Regions from separate parts of the Homo sapiens genome. Here region 1 is linked to region 2. A link is an interaction called in ENCODE POLR2A ChIA-PET data of the cell type or tissue named here. Cell type or tissue: Panc1. All regions are shown on one strand. Each heading gives the region's core, and the rest is flanking DNA. Links, peaks and the distances in the headings are about the cores only.

Region 1 (2,911 bases), core at 301-2,800, 62 kb before region 2:
CAGTACACCCCGGATGCCCAGCGCTTTAACTGCCAGAAAGTAAGCCTCTGCCCTGCCTGGAGGGAGAGTCCCCTTCCATGTTTTCTCTGTAAAAATTAAAAGTGCAAAATTGGGAGCTTCGTTTTTATATTTCAGTCCAATTAATAAGAAACATACAATGCTTGAGGCCGGGCAGGGTGGGCTCACGCCTGTAAGCCAAGCACTTTGGGAGGCTGAGGCAGGTGGATCACCTGAAGTCAGGGATTTGAGACCAGCCTGGCCAACATGGTGAAACCGTGCCTTTACTAAAAATACAAAAATAGCCAGGCGTGGTGGTGGGCGCCTGTAATCCCAGCTACTCGGGAGCCTGAGGCAGGAGAATCACTTGAACCCAGGAGGCGGAGGTTGCAGTGAGCTGAGATAGCGCCAGTGCACTCCAGCCTGGGTGACAGAGGGAGACTCCATCTCAAAAAAAGAAAAAAGAGAAGAAGAAACATACACTGCTTGGAAAAGAGGAGTAACTCTAGCTTGGCAGGAAAATGGAGGAAACGGATACAGACCTAAAATATTTTCTTGCTTGTAGGTGCCGGGGGTGGGCGAATGGGGAGACAGGGGGAAGCTTTATTGGAACAACAGTCACTTTGGCCTGCATTCTTAAGTAGGGAGATTGATTTTATGAGGCACTTCCTTTCCCCTTATTCCTCAGTAGCGCCTCTGGGCTTGGGGCACTATCTCAAGGCTGATTGCAACCAAAGGGCTGTAGTCCTCATTTGCATGGTGCTTTCGGGGAGCTTTAGGCTTAAAGGTCAAGGCTGAAAAAGTTGAATTAGGTTCTGGCCAAAAGGAGGATCATCACCTGTGGGGTCACATTTCCTGTCCCTGAGTACCTGCAGGTAGGTGTCCTGAAGCGTGGGCACACATAGAACAGCCAGAACATCACTGTGGCTCCTCTTGGGGTCCCCACCCCAGCAGGGAGGAAAACAAGAGGCACACAGAGGGCTCGAGCAGAAAGGAGGCCACTTACTCTCCAGAAGGCACAGGTCATCCCACATGGAGAAATAGCCCACAGTCCTTCCAGATTCCAGAGTGACTCAGGAGGGGCCATTTTTCATTATCTCATTTATTCCTTGGCCACTGACAAGAAAACAAAAGTTGGAAAGAAGTTGGGTTTTCTTCAAAGACTCGGCATGCAGTGCTTCCTTGGCCAGGGACTGCTGGCCCTGGACCCTGCCTAAGGCCGGTCCTGTTGCTTGGGAGACTGTCAGCTTGTTTTCCAGAGGTATGGAGTCGGTGACTCTCTAAACGCAGCTTGATTGGAATATTCTGAGGGTTTCATGTTCTAACAGTAGCAGCAGCTACACTTTTCTAGGGATCATCTTGAGTCCCCAACACCCCTGTGAGCAGACTGGGATGTCATCCCTATGTGACACATGCAGAGTGAGGCTCAGAGAGGCTCATTTAACTTGGGCACCAGCCTGGCAGCAGAATGCTCCGGCCAGGACTCAAATCACATGGTCTGCTCCTGTGCAGACGAACCAGCTCACATTGCTAGAACAGTCAGCTCTCAAAAGACTTCTTCACACTCTCAGTATGAGTGGTTTCTAGCTTGACAGTTAACATCATAGGGGATGCAGACTCTAATGCCACCCCTGAGCAGCCTGCTTGCCCTGCCCACTGGCTACAGGGTCACTGTCACATCAGGTTGAGCAGCCATTTGGAAGCTGGGCCAATGTCCTACCAGTGACCTGGATTCTGCCGTTTAGGTGGCCGGCAGGGATTTGCTCAGCTGACCTCTGGCATACAACCAAGAGCCATCTATTATTTTCCCTTCAATTGTGGTCTCCAAGGTAACTGTTCCCAGCCAGTGATCCCCATTCATGTCGCTTTTGTCCATAGCCAGATATAGCTGAGAAGTACCTGTCGGCTTCAGAGTATGGGAGCTCCGTGGATGGCCACCCTGAGGTCCCAGAAACCAAAGACGGTAACATCATGTGGTTGGGAGGGGAATGGTGTCCCAGGCTGTGAGGCTGGGCTGTCAGGCTCAACCCTGATGGGTTTTAGCAGCGGATTCTAACATGGCCCCCTATTAATAAACCACTCGGAAATACTGCTGTTAGATCCAGGAAAAAGGGAGACTCGGCCAAATTGAAGTTAAGCTTCATGAAATGCTGGGGATAGAATGTTCTTCCATCTCTTCTTGTTTGCTAACCCTATTTCAAATCTCTTTGAGCCAGTACAGTGTGTAAAGATTCTCAAGTGGTTGCATATTCTATAAGAAGTCTGTGTACCCCTCTTGAGTGTGTGACTTTAAAGACACCTGACTGTGGCCTGCAGGTCCTGGTTTGAGGAGATGTGTGTGTGTGTATGCGTGCATATGTGCGCGCATATGTAGCGGGGAGGGATGGGTGGATGGAGTGGAAATGGGTTTGCTATTTTTTCCATCTCTCATGGGCACGTGGGTGGACCACGTGCAATACGAATTGCTTTCTGTCTCATCTTGACAGTCAAGAAGAAATGTTCTGCTGGCCTCAAACTGAGCAACCTAATGAATCTGGGCAGGAAGAAATCCACCTCACTGGAGCCTGTGGAGAGGTCCCTCGAGACATCCAGTAAGAATTGTAGCTACCTCCGGGACCACAGGCTCATTTCCTGGGCTGGAACCTGCAGGAAGGCGAGCTCAGACAGCGAAGGCAGGGGGTTTTAGGTCTTCCGTAAACATCTCTAGGAATGGAGAGCCTGCAGCCCTCAGGTTCCCGTCTGTTGTTACTGCAGGCAGTTCTTTATGCCTGATCCAACTCTCTCTTGCTGCAATGTTGGGGCCTTTGTGGAAGTGAAGGGTAACTGATTGGTGTCCTCCTAGTATTCTTTTAAAAATGATGTTCATTTGATCTATATTTACAGGGTATATAGCAGGGACCTTGCTAAAAGGGGA
Region 2 (2,911 bases), core at 188-2,687:
CTGACTAGCCACGTGACCCTGGGCAAAGTCACTTCTTTCTCAGGGTCTCCATTTCTTCATGAGGAGTTAGAATTCAACAGGCTGAAGATCTGATTTTCAATGTCCTCATCTTCTGAAACCTTCTAATGTGGTTAACAAACCTTCCCCTAGCTAAGAAGACAACATCTGAAGAAAGCCTGCACTATCTAAATTATCCACTAATCATCTAAATTATTTATAAATCGTAATCCGGCTGAAGGAAGAGGACTTTTTTTTTTTTTTTTGAGATGGAGTCTTATTCTGTAGCCCAGGCTGGAATGCAGTGGCACGATCTTGGCTCACTGCAACCTCCGCCTCCCGGGGTTCAAGTGATTTTTGTGCCTCAGCCTCCCGAGTAGCTGGGACTACAGGTACATGCCACCACACTTGGCTGAGAAAAATTATTTTTTGAGAAGTTTTTTTAAAAAAAAACTTCACCACCCATGCAGGAGCCACACCTGCCCCATGGTGGCAGAGAGCCTACATGAACCCAGGGGCCCTCATCCTCATCCTGGTGCCCTGTGACCTTGGGAGAGGCTGTGGTTCCTCCCTTACAAAGTGAAGAGAAGGGCCCTGATGTGGCTAAGCTGTTTTATGGTTTTAAAAGTCCCATTGGACTCCTGCCTCCATCATGGACCTATGATGTTTGGACCTCAAGATACATCCAGCTCCGTTTTGTTTTTTTTTTTGACATAGTTATTTGCATATTTAAAGTTTACACACATGCCATGACTCCAGTGTTTTTTAAAAAATAAGCCCTTCGCGGTGGCTCTTGTCTGTAATCCCAGCACTTTGGGAGGCCGAGGCAGGTGGATCACCTGAGTTCAGGAGTTCACGACCAGCCTGGCCAACACGGTGAAACAGTGTCTCTACTGAAAATACAAAAAATTAGCCAGACATGGTGGTGGGCACCTATAATTCCAGCTACTCAGGAGGCTGAGGCAGGAGAATCACTTGAACCTGGGATGCAGAGGTTGCAAGTCCCTAAATGGAGGTAGAGCATGTGTTCCTATTTTATACACTCTCATATGGGAGATAAGTGGTTAAAGATGACTAGAAACCCAACCAGGCCTACCGGGGTGCTGGACAGACACAGAGCATTTCTAAGGGAATGCCACCAGAGAACAAATACAAATCTGTACAGAAATCTTTTTTTTTTTTTTCACACTTAAAAAGAATCACATCCTCATTCCAACAGCTTTACTAGGCTTGGCCAACCCAATAAGTGACACACTCACTCAGGTACTGGGAAGGTTATTGCACAGCTCCTTAACCGATCGAGTCAGGGCAAAGTGGTCACTTTCCCCACAGCCACACTCTGGATTTGTCTCCTGGGAAGAAACCATGCCTGGCCCAGGCTGAGGGGGCAGCTGCAGCGGAACCTTGCCTCCAGATTACGAACCAGTATAAGTAGCACAATTCTTGTGGCTACTTTCACTTCAGAGTGTCATGTTTATTGATGTGGAGCTTTCTGAATAGGGAGGTTCAGGCATTGCCAGGTGCTCAGTAAAACAAATATTTCTTGTAGCGCTCTAGATTGAGGGCAGCAGTCAATGGTAAAATAAATTTTAGTAGCATGTTCCTGAAAGGTTATACAGCAGCCCTGGTTCAAGGATTTCTCCCCCTGCACGATTCCTAAGACTGTTTGCTAGTTGATTCTTTGTTTTGGGAATTTAATGGTTTTGATGAATTTGCTGTGATCCAGGGGTGTTCAAGTACTTCTCTGAGCATTGGCCTCTGGCTGGGATTATGCTTCAACAGTCTTAAAATGAGGTCCTGGGTCCCTCTGTTACAGTCAGGGAATGTGAATTCAACCCATGATACTCGTTTTTTTTTTTTTTTTTTTTGAGATGGAGTTTCTTTCACTCTTGTTGCCCAGGCTGGAATGCAATGGCATGGTCTTGGCTCACTGCTACCTCTGCCTCCCGGGTTCAAGCGATTCTCCTGTCTCAGCCTTCTGAGTAGCTGGGATTACAGGCATGCGCCACCACGCCCAGCTAATTTTTGTATTTTTAGTAGAGACGGGGTTTCACCATGTTGATCAGGCTGGTCTTGAACTCCTGACCTCAGGTGATACGACCGCCTCGGCCTCCCGAAGTGCTGGGATTACAGGCGTGAGCCACCATGCCCAGCCCAACCCGTGATATTCTTTTGTAGGTCTCTTGGTGTACGTTTGCCTCAAAAGGAGGCTTCCCAACTAAAAATTCATAGCAAAGAACACCAAGGCTCCAGAGATCTACCTTCTCACCATGCATCTGACCTCCAATCATCTTGGGCGGGGGGCGGGGGCAGGTAGTCCAGGGTGCCACAGAGAGTGGTCCTCCTGGAGGATGGAGCATGTACTGACCACCCAATATTCTCAGACTGTGTGGTTATTTCCATGATGCCACCAGATTCTACCTAATTCTAAAATATGCACCACTTGGAACTGTCTATAGAGCTCCTTGGATTTCAAAGCAGTCCTAAAACAAACTATTATAAAACAAATGTCCCTGCCAGCTGAGAGTCTTCGTGCAGGGTCTTCCTGCTTCAAATGACTAAGAGGCTCAAGTCTTCTCCTGATCTAAGTGAAAATCAGACACCTAACATGGCAAGAGCCAGTATGTCAGGAGCTCTACAGACACGATCAAAGGGAGAAAGGTGGTGAGAAGGATACTGGCCTGCAGCACATACTTCCTGCTAGCTTCCAGCCCTGTGCATGCCAGCAAGAAAGACTCATTTTCCCCTAAGGACATTTTTTTTTTCCCTCTTACTCCACACCACAGAGGCAGAACAAGCCCCCACCTGCCGCCTGTGAGTCAGGCAATGGCGAGGCATTGAGGATGCGGTGAAGAGCTTCTCAATGCTGTCTCTATTCCTTAGGTTCAGGACGATTTTACGGAGTTACAGCTTC

The links. Peaks named below come from ENCODE experiments on the same cell type or tissue, not always from the same donor. Only the 100,000 strongest peaks of a DNase experiment are listed, where the experiment ranks them.
Region 1: POLR2A ChIA-PET joins it to region 2 with 5 read pairs; 2 of 35 experiments call an interaction of 5 or more read pairs at or near these places.

What each region holds. Positions count from the first base shown.
Region 1 is chr10:114,307,482-114,310,392 of GRCh38, reverse strand. AFAP1L2 (actin filament associated protein 1 like 2) reads left to right here. Exons shown (of 19, transcript NM_001001936.3): 8 at 1-39; 9 at 1,876-1,960; 10 at 2,484-2,588. Among named protein-coding and RNA genes, the nearest start is that of VWA2, 70 kb to the right of the region's middle. In Panc1, for the core only: no CTCF peak of the experiment used is centred there; no DNase peak of the experiment used is centred there; H3K27ac peaks cover 1,962 bases.
Region 2 is chr10:114,245,460-114,248,370 of GRCh38, reverse strand. All of the region lies in intron 1 of VWA2 (von Willebrand factor A domain containing 2), which reads right to left. It also overlaps the pseudogene AURKAP2. Among named protein-coding and RNA genes, the nearest start is that of VWA2, 7.7 kb to the right of the region's middle. In Panc1, for the core only: no CTCF peak of the experiment used is centred there; no DNase peak of the experiment used is centred there.